Regions from separate parts of the Homo sapiens genome. Here all the other regions are linked to region 1. The links are chromatin contacts, found by Hi-C or POLR2A ChIA-PET in ENCODE. All regions are on one chromosome and are shown on one strand. The core of a region is the stretch at or near the end of the contact, and the rest is flanking DNA. Distances in the headings are between cores, read along the strand shown. Region 1 holds the start of FICD (FIC domain protein adenylyltransferase). Region 2 holds the start of WASHC4 (WASH complex subunit 4). Region 3 holds the start of HCFC2 (host cell factor C2).

Region 1 (4,265 bases), core at 1,555-4,054:
CCTCTCTGCTGGGCCTTTCCTGTGGGCCACAGCTCCCAGTGTAGGCCGTCTCCTACATCTCCAGCTCATCTTGTGCTGGTGACACAGGTTCCTGCCCCGGGAGGCCCAAAGGCGTTAACAACTCCCCACTCTTCCTAGACCCTGGGGGCGTCAACCATCCCGGGACTGTTCTTTAACTCTTTTAACCCAGTGGTTTGATTGTGCGCCCCAGGGGACATTTGGTGACGTCTGGAGACCTGGTTAGTTGTCATAACTGAGGAGGTGGAGGGAGTGCTACAGGCATCTCATGGGGAGAGGCCAGGGATGCCACCACCATCTAACAATGCACTTTCAGTCCCCACCACAGAGAACTGGTGGAGGTGGGGAGCCTGCTCTAGCCCTAGCCCTCCTGTCCTGGCCCCTCTTGGCCACCTGAGGATCAGCCCCACACATTCAACTTCCTTTAGTTCCTCGAATGCCCCCAGGCTCTCTTACGACAGTTATGTCAGTTATGACAACTAACCTCTGGTCTCTGCCTGGAGTCCTTTTCCTTGGATGCCCTTCACCCTGGATGACTCCTACTTAACAACTGGGTCCCAGCTCAGGTGTCACTTCCTCCAGGGAGCCTTCCTGGTATGCTCCTACAGCCCTTTATGCTTCCCCATCACCACACTTGTGACACTGTCTCAGTCACATCACCTTGTCTATACTAGGAGCTCAGGGCTGACTTGTTCACAATACCCCGATGCCCCACATACAGGACATGACACATTCTATGTCTGTCTATCCAGTTAACAAGCATTGAGGAAGACGGCCAGTCTGTCTTACCTGGAGAGGCCTTGGTCTTGGCCACCAGCAGCGTCGCGCCCCTGGAGGTGATGCTGAGCTCCGTGGACGGGCTGGTGCACTTGGTGGCGGCATGCTGCGCCCTGTCCGGTTTGCTCCTGAGCAGGTAGAGGCCTTTGAGCACAGCCAAGCACTGCTCCTCCACAGCCCCCAGCGGCAGCAGCAGGGCCAGCAGGGACCCCAGCACCATGCTCAGCAGCGTCACCCAGAGGAAGCGGCTCCAGACCGAGACCCATTTCGGTTCAGTCACCGCCATCACTGAAGCCATTGGTATGAGCATCATCTGGACTCAGGAGAGGGCCCTTTGCGCATGTCCACAGGCGGCTGAGAGAGAGCAGGATCTGCAAGGAGCCAAGAGTCGCAGGAGAAACAGACACGTTCAGGACATAGTGTGACTTCAGCTGGGAAGATGGGTTTGGAGACTTCTGCTCTTTTAGCTCACTAGAGAGATGGGGTGGGGGCAAGTCAAGGACTGGATCTCACTAGAGGAGGGGCCAGCCTAGAAGGACTGGTGCCACCTCCTGGGCAGTATGAATGTGAAAACACTGCTGTGGTCCAACAATTAATGAGCACTTGCCATAATCCAGGCCGTGTGCTAAGCACCAAATGCCTCACATGGGTCACCTCCTGCAATCTTCAACGACTTGAGCTGATGTTTTCACCCTTCTCCAGGTGAGGGAACTGAGGTTCAGAGAGGTGAAGTCCCTTGCCGAAAGTCTCGCCGGGAGCAAGTGACAGCCTTAGGACTTGAACTCAGGAACCCCACGGCTCTAAAGTGTCCCCCCTTCCCATATATCCCTGTGGCTTCTGACCACAAACACTGGATTTGTGGACATATGTCAAACATTTGGGACATAAATGACTGACAGACACCCAGGCAGATCAGCCACAGCAGTTCTGACGCCCAATCTTTGATAAGCACAATTGTTGGGTGGCCTCATTTATTGCCCTCACCCTGATATTCAGCCACAGCTCCCACAGTGCCCTTCCCCTCTCTGGCCTTCCATTTCTGGCCTGTCCAGAAGGGACCCCATCAAGAAGATGAGCAGTTCGAGCATCTCGAAAGGAACTCAGGCTGTGGGCCACAGTGCTTGGCCTCAGTGACAACATGGCTTGTATGTGCTTGGGGCTGGCAGTGGGAGTGGAGGTGGGGCCAGGCATGCAAACACTATGCTAACAATAAGCACTTATTAAGCAACTATGGTGTCCTAGGTGCTGAGCAGTGTACTGGCCACGCATTGCCTCGTTTCACCCTCATGCCACCCTATGAAGGAAGAGCTACCGCTAGCTCCATTTTACAGACAAGGGAAACCAAGACACAGAGAGCATAAGTTAAATTCCAGAAGGCCCACAGGAGGTAAACAGAGGCATCCGGAAGGAAACCCCAGGGCCTCTGAACCCGGTCCCCAGGTCTCGATTTCTACCTTATTACTAAGCAGGGCCTGTGCACCTGCTCTGGGCTGGTCCTGACCCGGGAATGACTGATGGATCACGGGGTTCTGAGTCTCATGGGGATCCTGGCCCATTGCCACAGAACATGTGAAATGGCTTGGGGTGCGCTTTAATAGGGGTGCGCCTGGAGTGCTGCGCGGGTCCAGGGGTCTGGGCGGGCTTCCCGAGGGGACAGGCTCCTGGGCGGGGCGGTACAGGAAAGGGGGCAGTTCGCCGGTGCCAGGGGTGTGTGCAGGGAAGGAGTGCGTTCTGGGAGGCGCGAATCTCTCCCCCACACTTCCCTAGAAAGGGAGAACTGAGGCCCGGAGAGGGGAGGGGACCGGTCTGAGTCCCCTCCAAGACTGCAGAGCCTCCCTTCCCGAACCCCGCCCAGGGCTCGCGGCCCCGTCGCACCCTTCCCGGCTTCATCCTCTCGAGCCCCTAGGGCTTTTCCCCTTCTCACCGCGCGCAGCTGTCAGAACCCCAACCGCCTTCCCCGCGCTCCCAGCTCCGGGCCGCCGGCTCCCGGGTCCTCCTTCTCCGCCGGCCTCTGGCCCCGCCCCCGGCGACTTGCCATTGAACCGCCCGCAGCCCTCGTCGCGGCGGATTGGCTTTCCCCACTTGTCCTTCCCTCGCATTTCCGGGTTCCCGCGTCCGCGTCGGCTTCCCCGGGAAAGACGCGCCGTGGGCCACTCCCATTGGTTGTTGCTTGCGTTTGTCTCGTTCACGTAGCAGCCAATAAGCAGCGGGAGGGGCGGGGCCTAGGCCACAGGCAGGAGGAGCAGGTGCTGGAAACCCGATGGGCGTGCGGATTTGGGGCACACTAGGTGGCGGGCCCGGAAACTGGAAGTTCCACGGCGGTCTTTTCCTCGGGTCTCTTCGTCCCGGAGCCGCTGTCGTGTGCCTCATTTTTCCCGGTTGTGAAATGAAGATGCTGATGCTTTTCACCCCTTCACCCGGTTAGCCTGCTTGACTGCGCAGCCCCTGTTCTTAGCCTCCACCCCATGCTGCTGAGTTTGCCGCCTTCTTCTTCTTTACTCTTTTCCTCTCTGTGTCTTTTCCTCCCTGACTTAAACAACTTTTTTTTTTCTTATAAAATACAGGGTCTCGTTGTGTCGCCCAGGCTGGAGTGCGGTGGAGCAATTGCAGCTCACTGCAGCCTCCACCTCCTGGGCTCAAGCAATCCTCCCATCTCAGCCTCCCGAGTAGCTGGGACTACAGGTGCATGCCACCATGCCCGGCGAATTTTCTTTTCTTTTCTTTTCTTTCTTTCTTTCTTTTTTTTTCTCTCTCTCTGTCTTGCTTTCTTTCTTTTTTTTTGAGACGGAATCGCACTCTGTTGCCCAGGCTGGAGGGAAGTGGCACGATCTTGGCCCACTGCAACCTCCGCCTCCCAGGTTGAAGCGATTCTCCTGCCTCAGCCTCCCGAGTAGCTGGGATTACAGGCGCGCATCACCACGCCCGCCTAATTTGTGTATTTTTAGTAGAGATGGGGTTTCACCACGTTGGCCAGGCTGGTCTCGAACTCCTGACCTCAGAAGATTCGCCTGCCTCGGCCTCCCAAAGTGCTGGGATTACAGGCGTGAGCCATCGCGCCCGACCTATTTCTGATTTTTTATTTTCTTTAGAGACCGGGTCTCACTATGTCGCCCGGGCTGGTCTCGAACTCTTGACCTTAAGCTCTCCCTCCATCTCGGCTTCCCAAAGCGCTAAGATTACAGGCGCAAGCCACCCCCTCGGTTCTCCCTGACTTTTTAATTTGTATCCTCTCCAGAAGGACCTGGCTAGTTCTTTTGGCTTCCCAGAGAGAAATTTTTTCCTTGAAGCAGAGAATGGAAACCTCCATCTTAATCCACAAATACTGAAATTAAACATCTAGGGAGGTGCCCCAGAAACGCTAAGCATTTAGAAGTTAGCAGTTCAGATTCTGGGGAGTCAAAGAGACCTGAGCTCAAATTCAGACTTTGCCATTTACTCTCCGTGTCACCTTGGGCACGTTACTCCTAGCC
Region 2 (4,111 bases), core at 1,471-3,970, 3.4 Mb after region 1:
ATAAGCTGGATTTTAAAATATGCCTATTCGTCAAAGTATTTCACGTTACACATAAAAATTCATTACTTGTTCCCAAAGGTAACAAATTCAACTCCAACTCAGTTTCTTTTATTGATATGAATAACTTTATTCAACCTTTGTCTTCTAAAAAAGGTAAAAATTTGCTCTCCTCAAATTAGCAATGTGAAGCAAGTAAGAGAAAGTGTGTTCTGACTCATGCTGTATTAAAGTATAAAGACCTAGCCCCCACTCTCCTTTATTCTTCAACCACATAAAGTTTTAAATCCGGTGAATCCATTTAGTTCATTAAGGTTTCTGTCTTATTATAGCATTAATCTAGGCAATTTTGGAAAACAATTAGTCTAGATATGATTCACAGACCAAAAATTAATGAACGCCAAGCACAGGGAGGTGTTCTCTTCCCTACAGCTTACATATAAGACTGCCCAGATTCTCAGAACCCCAAATAGTTGTCTTATTCTCAACTACACAGGAAATGACCAGTCAAAGCTGCATTTGACCAGCAAATGACTTCTTAAAGACAATGCTAGGCCGGGCATGGTGGCTCACCCCAACACTTTAGGAGGCCAAGGCCGGTGGGTCGCTTGAGACCAGGAGTTCAACATGGCAAAACCTTGTCTCTATCCCAATTTAAAAAGAAAAAATCAGCCAGCTACTAAGGAGGCTGAGGTAGGAAGATCACCTGAGCTCAGCTGGTCGAGGCTGCAGTGAGCCGTGGCGATGCCACGGCACTGGGCGACAGAGTGAGACCTTGTCTCGAAAAAAAAAAAAAAAAAAAAAGACAATGCTAGAGAAACACCACGCCAATAAATCACTCCTTTAGTATGTTCAGGGATTCACAAACAGGAAACAGAAAACCTAAAATAACATTAAAAGTTCCTTGCTGACAATAAACGGTTGTAAAATTGGTGAAAGTTAAAATAACAAAAGTTGAGATAAGAACTACATGGTAATTTTTTAAGAGTAAAAATTCCAAAAACCTACTTAACATGCTCATCTTTGTCAACAGACTGCACTCCTTGTTTTATCTTTTTATCCCTAATATCTAGCACAGCCACTGGTTGTAGAAAATATCTGTTGAGTGAATCAGACCATTCTACTCCAGGCTGAACCATTTTCAAACTCAATTAACATAACTCTATTCCAATTTTTTTTGAAGATACCAGTTCGTCATCTTTGTCCATAAAACATATATGACAAGGTACAGTTCACTTTATAACAATACAGAATCCCCTCCACAAAAAAAAATTAAAAGATTTTGTCATTATCTCCAAGGTTAATTTTTATGCTGCATAAGAGCTAATACCTTATTATCACCCAGGCTAGAGTGCAATGGCGCGATCTCGGCTCACTGCAACCTCCGCCTGCCGGGTTCAAGCGATTCTCCTGCCTCAGCCTCCCAAGTAGCTGGAATTACAGGCGCTCGCCACCAAGCCCAGCTATTTATTTTTTAGTAGAGACGGGGTTTCACCATGTTAGCCAGGCTGGTCTTGAACTCCTGACCTCAGGAATGTTTTGTGAAAAACTGCAACCCATCCTGGATGTAGCTCACTCTTCTCTGAGAGACTTGTAAAACCTAATTCATCTAACATTGTAGGCATTAGTCTCTCTTCGTAAATCAAGCAAAATTCATCCGGAATTTTTAAAAGCAACGTTCCACCTTTTGGGAAAACTATGAGGGAAAAAAAAAATCACAAACAGCATGCTCCAATCTCTCTTAGATCACTTACACAGATTACTATGACCAAAGATAAGAAGCAGATTGCCAACTTGTATTTATTTCAAGTAGAGTTTCACTACAATTAATTTGGCCTCAATATTTTACTGAAAGAAACACAATTTGTTTATTTCGGGATAGACTTCTAAGTTAAAATCAGACAATTCGATCTTGTGAAGCAAAATTTGAAGATTTGCTGTAATTTTTGAAGCCTTTATAACTGCGATGGAAACTGCAGAACATCACTGAAAAATATCACTTAGCATAAATAAAAGGCCTGGAAAATGATAAAATGACATTCACGTGTTTATTTTCGCAGGGTGAAAAGTTCTTTTTTCGCTCCCTTCTACGGTTATAGCAACGCGATGGGAAAGACACCCAAACTTGCAAAAGTTGATTTGGGAGGAAAAGAAGAAAAACAGGAAACCGAAACAGGAACCCAGACATCAGCGTCCTCCAGAGCTGAACGCTCAGAATCTGGCGAAATCCCCAAGAGGCCAGAGACAGAAGCAGCCTGGGATCCCGGGGCCGCTGGGCCTCCCGGGCGCGCCCCGCCCAAGCCCCGGGGCAGCTGAAGGGGGACGCCGCTCCCCGCGGGGCACCGCAGGCTCCCCAGGAGAGTCTCCGCCTCACACGCCGAGCCCTGAACGGGCAGCCTGACCCGCCGTGGCTGGGACCCCAACCCCGAAAGTAACGCTGGAGAGCGCGTCCCTCGCACACCCCAAGGGCTCTGAAGTGTCCCGCACCAGACGGCTGCGCAGCCGTCCCTCTCGCAGGAGCGCTGCCCAGCCCAGAACAGCGGCGGGCCGAAGGAGCGTCCACCCGCAGCCCTCGCCCTGCAGCTCCCTTACTCTGCGAGCCGTCGTCAACGCGGTCAAACTCCCAGTCCGGGGACAGAGTCTCCACCGCCATCACCCCGGCGCCTCCCACAGACACAGCCCCAACCAGCCCGTGCGGCGACGACGGCCTCACCCCAGCTACTGTCACAGCACGTGACTTCCGGCCCCGGCCCCGCCTCCGCTCGCGAGGGCCGGCCGGGCTCGTTGCCCCTGCGACCGCGGGGGCCCCTGGGAAAGCGAGTCCTCCGCCGTGGCCGAAGGCGGCCGCCATGGCGCCGGCAGTGCCAGCGGGCGTCTTGCGACCCGGCTCGGGCTTCGCCACCATTCACTGTGCTTCTCAAGCCACTTCGGCACTCTAATTTCGCCCTGCTCTCTCTAGACGATTTTTAATACCTGGGAAAGTTACTCCCCAGTCTAACCTAAAAAGGTAGAATTGATGGGGTGGGGAATTAACAGGAAGGCATGATCCTCGAGGATAACGCTGACCAGGCGCTTCTTCCAACAAGCCTGTTTCCCTCTCTGTCGCCACCGTAGGAGTTCCTACAGCTCTCCCGCACATTCTGTACGGATTGTTTTTTAGTCAAGACGTTCTGTGCGAGAGGAGAAGTTACTTTATGAACACCCTAACAGGGGATCTTACGACCTCTTCCCCGCTCTCCACTCAGTCCTTTTAAAAACGCGAGGCAGGATGAAGAACGCTATTGAAGTACATTCTAAAATGATCCCACCTGCAATTTGGATTTTTGGAGAATCGGGATCGGTGTAAAATTCTACATGCATACACGTATTTGCACAAGAATATTTATAGCAACGTGGTTTTTAATAGGAAACTATCTAAATGTTCATTACAAGTGAATTACATAAAGCTCAATACATCCATACTACGAATCACTGAAGAGCTGCTAAAATAGATGAAATATATTTATAATGGCATGAACAACCGACACAAGACAGTTGCAGAGTAATGTGTATTTGTGATTACATTTATGTTTTTAAGTTATACAAACGCGTATGTGCCTACGTGTATGTAAATTCATAGGAAGACAAATCAGAGGACGGTGGTTACCTGGGGAAAAGCATGTGTTGGTGAGTAACAGGATTTTCAAGTTTTGATGTGTCTACTTATGTGTTTTGAATCCTTAACAATGAGAATTTATTAGGGTTTTACTCTTGTAATCTTAAAAAGTACCGAAAAGAACTAATCAATGTAGGCAAAAGGTCTATTGAAGAGCATTCTTCTGAGGTCATTGGATCTGCCCTGAGTTAAATGTTTATTGAGTGCCCACTGGGTACCAGGCACCAGGCTAGATGCAGAAACTATAAAACATGTAAGAAAATTGCTTTCTGACCCTATGGCAGACTTAGTGGGCATTTCAGAAAGAAAAAAAAAATCTTGAAAAGAACAGGCATCCTTAGGGTCTAATGGCTGACAAACTTTTTTCCTGTACTTTCTGTGTGACCATGAGTTTGACTTTCCTGGATTCTTAACATTTGCATTAAATCACTGTAATTAATCTCCCAGCAGCTCATTGTG
Region 3 (3,978 bases), core at 1,086-3,585, 4.5 Mb after region 1:
CAGTGAGCCGAGATTGCGCGGCTGCAGTCCAGCCTGGGTGACAGAGCAAGACTCTGTCTCTAAACAAACAAACCAGGAGCATCAGCAGCTGGGAACCTGGTAGAAATGCAAATGCTCATGGCCTTCCTCTGACTCAGAAACTCTCTGGGTAGGACCCAGCAATCTGTGTTTTCACAGGTTCTCCAGGCGCTCCTGTTGCAGGCTAAAGTTTCTACTGCATTAAGATACAAAAACCTAAATATATAACATGTACAACTGATGCTACGTAACAGATATCTTGATGTTATAAATGTTGCACTGGGTATGGGAAAAAGACTTGCCAGGAAACTTTGGGTTTTAAGTGAAGTGGAAACATTTTCTATAAAGCTATAAAATGTGAAGTTTACATTACTTGAATAATATTACTTGAATAATAGTTTACTTGAATAATACATTACTTGAATAATATTAAAATGTGTTAAACAATGTTAGTAATGTTGCAATCTTTTGAAAAATTATGAACAATATCATTATTAAAGCCTCAGAATGAAACAATATTAAATACACTTACTTGTAACTCATATAACTCATTGCTGTATCTTCCATATTCAACCATTCCCCCAAATACTAATATTCTGGTACCATCACAGACAAATCCATGGGCAGCACAGCCTGGAGGGATATCTCCTCTAACAGCTGGCAGAAACCACTGATTCGTAGCTAGTTGCCAAAATAAAATGAAAACCGATTATAACAAACAACGGTTATCATATACTATCAGCAAATATATATCATCAATATCAGTGGGTCTCAACTGGGGATGATTCTGCCCCCCAGAAGACATTTGGTAATGTCTGGTGACATTTTTAGTTGTCACAACTGGAGGGGGCTGTTACTGGCATCTAGTAGGTAGAGGCAGGGATGCTGCCAAACATCTTACAATGTACAGGGCAATACAGGGCAGCTTCCCCCAACCTCAACAAAGAATTACCTGGCCCAAAAGGTCGAGAGTGCTGCTGTTGAAAAACCCTGATCTGTATCATTTAATTCTTACAAAACGCCCTGCTGGGTGAGTATAAAAATCTCTATTTTACAACTGAAAATTGTGAGGCTTAAAAAGGTTTGGTAACTTTAGCGCTGATCCTGGGCAACCGGCAGAGCAAGATTCAAATCAGGTCTAATTTGTTCCAAAGCCAGGGATTTTACACTAAGACCAAAGTGTCAGTAACTTTTTACCTTCATATGCTGGGGCGCTGGGAGGAGGAGAGGGTGAAAAAAATAAAACTTCTCAGACTCCACTATTTTGTTAACCTTCAAATTATTCCTGTGATTAAGTTGTTTGATCAAAGAAAAGTTATCGGTCATGAAGTAGACCCAAAATTCCATCACTGTCTTTACACCAAACAGATTTCTTGTGACAGCCTGAGCATTTACAAGGGGAAAAAAAAATTAAATCCAGTTTCCTTTCTATTCCACAGAGGTCCTCAAAGATAGGGGCTCCCTGCCCAGGGGCACTTGTGATCTGCAGTGGTGCTCAAGTTATGACAGTCCTCTTTCCGAGGGCCAGTCCAGAAGGGCGTCCACACCGAGTATGCAGACACAAGGCCGCCTCACCACGTCCCCGCCGCTTTAGAGCGCGGCTCACGGAGGGGCTCTTGACCGTTACCTGCCAAACACCGGGTTGTATTTGAGGCGAGAGTGCCAGAAGGCCTCTCGTTTTCCCTCCTCACCCCCTAGATGGTCTTCCTCCTAAGGAAGGAAGGCAGGCAAAGACGGGAAAGGCCCTAAGGAACTTTGGTTTGGAGTGGGTTTTGTTTTTTGACAGAGGCGAGATTTCGGGGAGTGGCCCAGGCGGTTGGACATGGTCTTCTGTCGCCTGCGTCCGCCTGTCGGGCTGGGGTGGGGGCGTCCGGGATCCCCCGCCTGAAGGCCGGTGCGCCCCGCTCGGGGTCCGTTGCGCCCCAAGGGCCCCGGAGATCCTGAGCTGCGGTCCGGGACAGAGCTGCCGGACCCGGGCTGCCCGGCTGAGCCGCGCTCCCCGCCGCCCGCCCAAGGAAGCAGTGACCGGGCGGTGACAGCTGTCAGGGCCGCGGCCGCCGCCTCGCCTCCCCTCCCCCTCCGCAGCTCCAGCAGGCGGGGCCGACGAGCCGCCGCCGCGCCTACCCGTGTTGTAGACGTGCAGCTCATCCGCGATGCCCTCATTTCCCCCTCCAAAGATGATCATCAGCTCCCGGATGGCCACCGCTCGGTGTCCGTGCCGGGCGCGGGGGACCGGCCCCGTGAAGGAAGAAACTCGCCTCCAGTTGAGGAGGCTGGGAGCCGCCATCTTCCCAACCCCCGCCCCTCTGCCCACAATGCACCGCTCCCGCCTCAACCGGCTGCTCCCTGGGGAGGGCGGGGACCCGCCTCCAGCTGTGCTGGGGTCACGTGGCCGCGGGCGCCGGCGGCCAGGCTGGAGGCCCGCGGGCAGTGGAGAGACGCTGGGGAAGGGGGGTCCTGACAGGGGAGCCCCGCCCCCACCCCAGGCGACTTGGCCAGCGGCCACCCGGAGCAACGCACCTTAGGGTGGAAGGACGCTTCCCACTGACCACGTCTCCCATCCCCACCCAGAGCCTCCCGTTCGGTATTTTGGGAAGAAGCCACAGCATCTTCCTTTACGTCCACTTTAATTGAGCATCTAGGATGTGTGGGCGAGGCAGTCTCACAAGCAACGTGAGAGAAGCTCGGGTAGAGGTTCGAAGAGCTGGGAGCGCAGGGCGGGGACCTCGCACGGGAGGGTGCGGGCGGGAGCCTGCCTCGCGAGCCCGGGCCACGGCGGCTGCTCCCGACCGTGACTGGGACCCGGGCAGGGAAGGTCGCTACAAAGCCTGCCGGGCGAACCGAAGGCAGCTTTGTGCGGAGCCATGCCAGGAAGCTTGGGAACCGTGAGCCACAAGAGGTATTTTTGGTTTGTTTGGCTTAAGCAGAGGAGAGATGGTTTTCTAGGTTTCTGTTTCATTGCTAGCTAACAAGTGAGGGCTGTCCACAGCCTGGCATGCCCTAAGTGCCTCATGTGTATTAACTCATGTAATCCATCCAGCAATCCAGTGTGGTGGCTCCTGTTATCTCCCTTTCATGGACGGGGAAATGAGGCACAGTGCAGTAAGGTAATTTTCTGATGGACACAAAGGAGAGGTGTTGAAAAAAAAGACTGGGGCCAGGATTCCAACACAGGGCTTCTGATTCCAGAACCCCCAAGCCCTTATATCATATACCATACTGCCTCTGATAGCAGTCATATCCAACCATTATACCATACTGCCTCTGGTAGCAGTCATACGCAACTCTTTATTTTTATTTATTTATTTTAGATAGGGTCTGGCTCTGTTGCCGGAATGCAGTGGCGCGATCAGAGCTCACTGCAAGCTCGAGCTCCTGGGCTCCAGTGATCCTCCTGCCTTGGCCTCCCAAAGTGCTGGAACTACAGGCATGAGCCACCGCACCCAGCCAATGCAACACTTAATAAGGCCTAGCTGCCCTGTGATTTGGTCCTACACATAATCACACAAGTCCATTAGGAATAAAACTGCACTGCATATGGGATTCATGCCAAATGAGTAGATTTTAGCCACTCTTGCCACAGAGACACAAAAAGGGTTGGTGGTAACTATATGAGATGATGGATATGTTAATATGCTTCACTATAGTAACCTTGTGACTGCCTGTTTCAGCTGTCCCCAACCTTTTTGGCACTAGGGACCGGTTTCATGGAAGACAATTTTTCCACGGACTTGGCAGGGGAGTGGGTGGTATGGACTTGGCAAGGGGATGGGGGCTATGGTTTTGGCATGAAACTGTTCCACCTCAGATCATCAGGCATAAGATTCTCATAGGGAGTACACAATTTAGATCCCTCCTATGGGCAGTTCACAGTAGGGTTCGAGCTCCTATGAGAATCTAATGCGCGGTTGATCTGACAGGAGGCAGAGCTCAGGAAGGTCATGGGGGTTCCGAACAGGC

Evidence for each region. Hi-C counts contacts between places; a loop is a spot of excess contacts on that map. ChIA-PET counts read pairs that join two places held with the same protein, here RNA polymerase II (POLR2A). Pooled maps may share reads with other maps.
Region 2: a loop to region 1 is called in a map of CD8-positive, alpha-beta T cell, with 16 times the contacts of the local background. The contact joins the promoter of WASHC4 here to the promoter of FICD in region 1. A Hi-C loop is called at or near these places in 2 of 168 maps with a recorded cell type or tissue (CD8-positive, alpha-beta T cell and psoas muscle) and 7 of 50 pooled maps. POLR2A ChIA-PET finds 5 or more read pairs at or near these places in 1 of 52 experiments (GM10248).
Region 3: a loop to region 1 is called in a pooled map, with 7 times the contacts of the local background. The contact joins the promoter of HCFC2 here to the promoter of FICD in region 1. A Hi-C loop is called at or near these places in 4 of 50 pooled maps.

The regions. Positions count from the first base shown.
Region 1 is chr12:108,513,816-108,518,080 of GRCh38, reverse strand. It overlaps FICD (FIC domain protein adenylyltransferase), which reads right to left and starts at 2,804. Exons shown (of 3, transcript NM_007076.3): 1 at 2,720-2,804; 2 at 808-1,166. The coding sequence starts at 1,108. RefSeq lists enhancers at 369-869, 1,082-1,181, 870-1,370, 3,273-3,332.
Region 2 is chr12:105,106,340-105,110,450 of GRCh38, reverse strand. It overlaps WASHC4 (WASH complex subunit 4), which reads right to left and starts at 2,720. Exons shown (of 33, transcript NM_015275.3): 1 at 2,590-2,720. The coding sequence starts at 2,650. LOC414300 (a long non-coding RNA gene) reads left to right here and starts at 2,809. Exons shown (of 2, transcript NR_121211.1): 1 at 2,809-3,663. RefSeq lists enhancers at 454-613, 2,452-2,611 and silencers at 2,172-2,421, 2,632-2,911.
Region 3 is chr12:104,062,888-104,066,865 of GRCh38, reverse strand. HCFC2 (host cell factor C2) reads right to left here and starts at 2,335. Exons shown (of 15, transcript NM_013320.3): 1 at 2,143-2,335; 2 at 551-699. The coding sequence starts at 2,305. It also overlaps a transcript of GLT8D2 not described here. RefSeq lists silencers at 1,959-2,098, 2,319-2,488, 2,470-2,639, 2,649-2,808.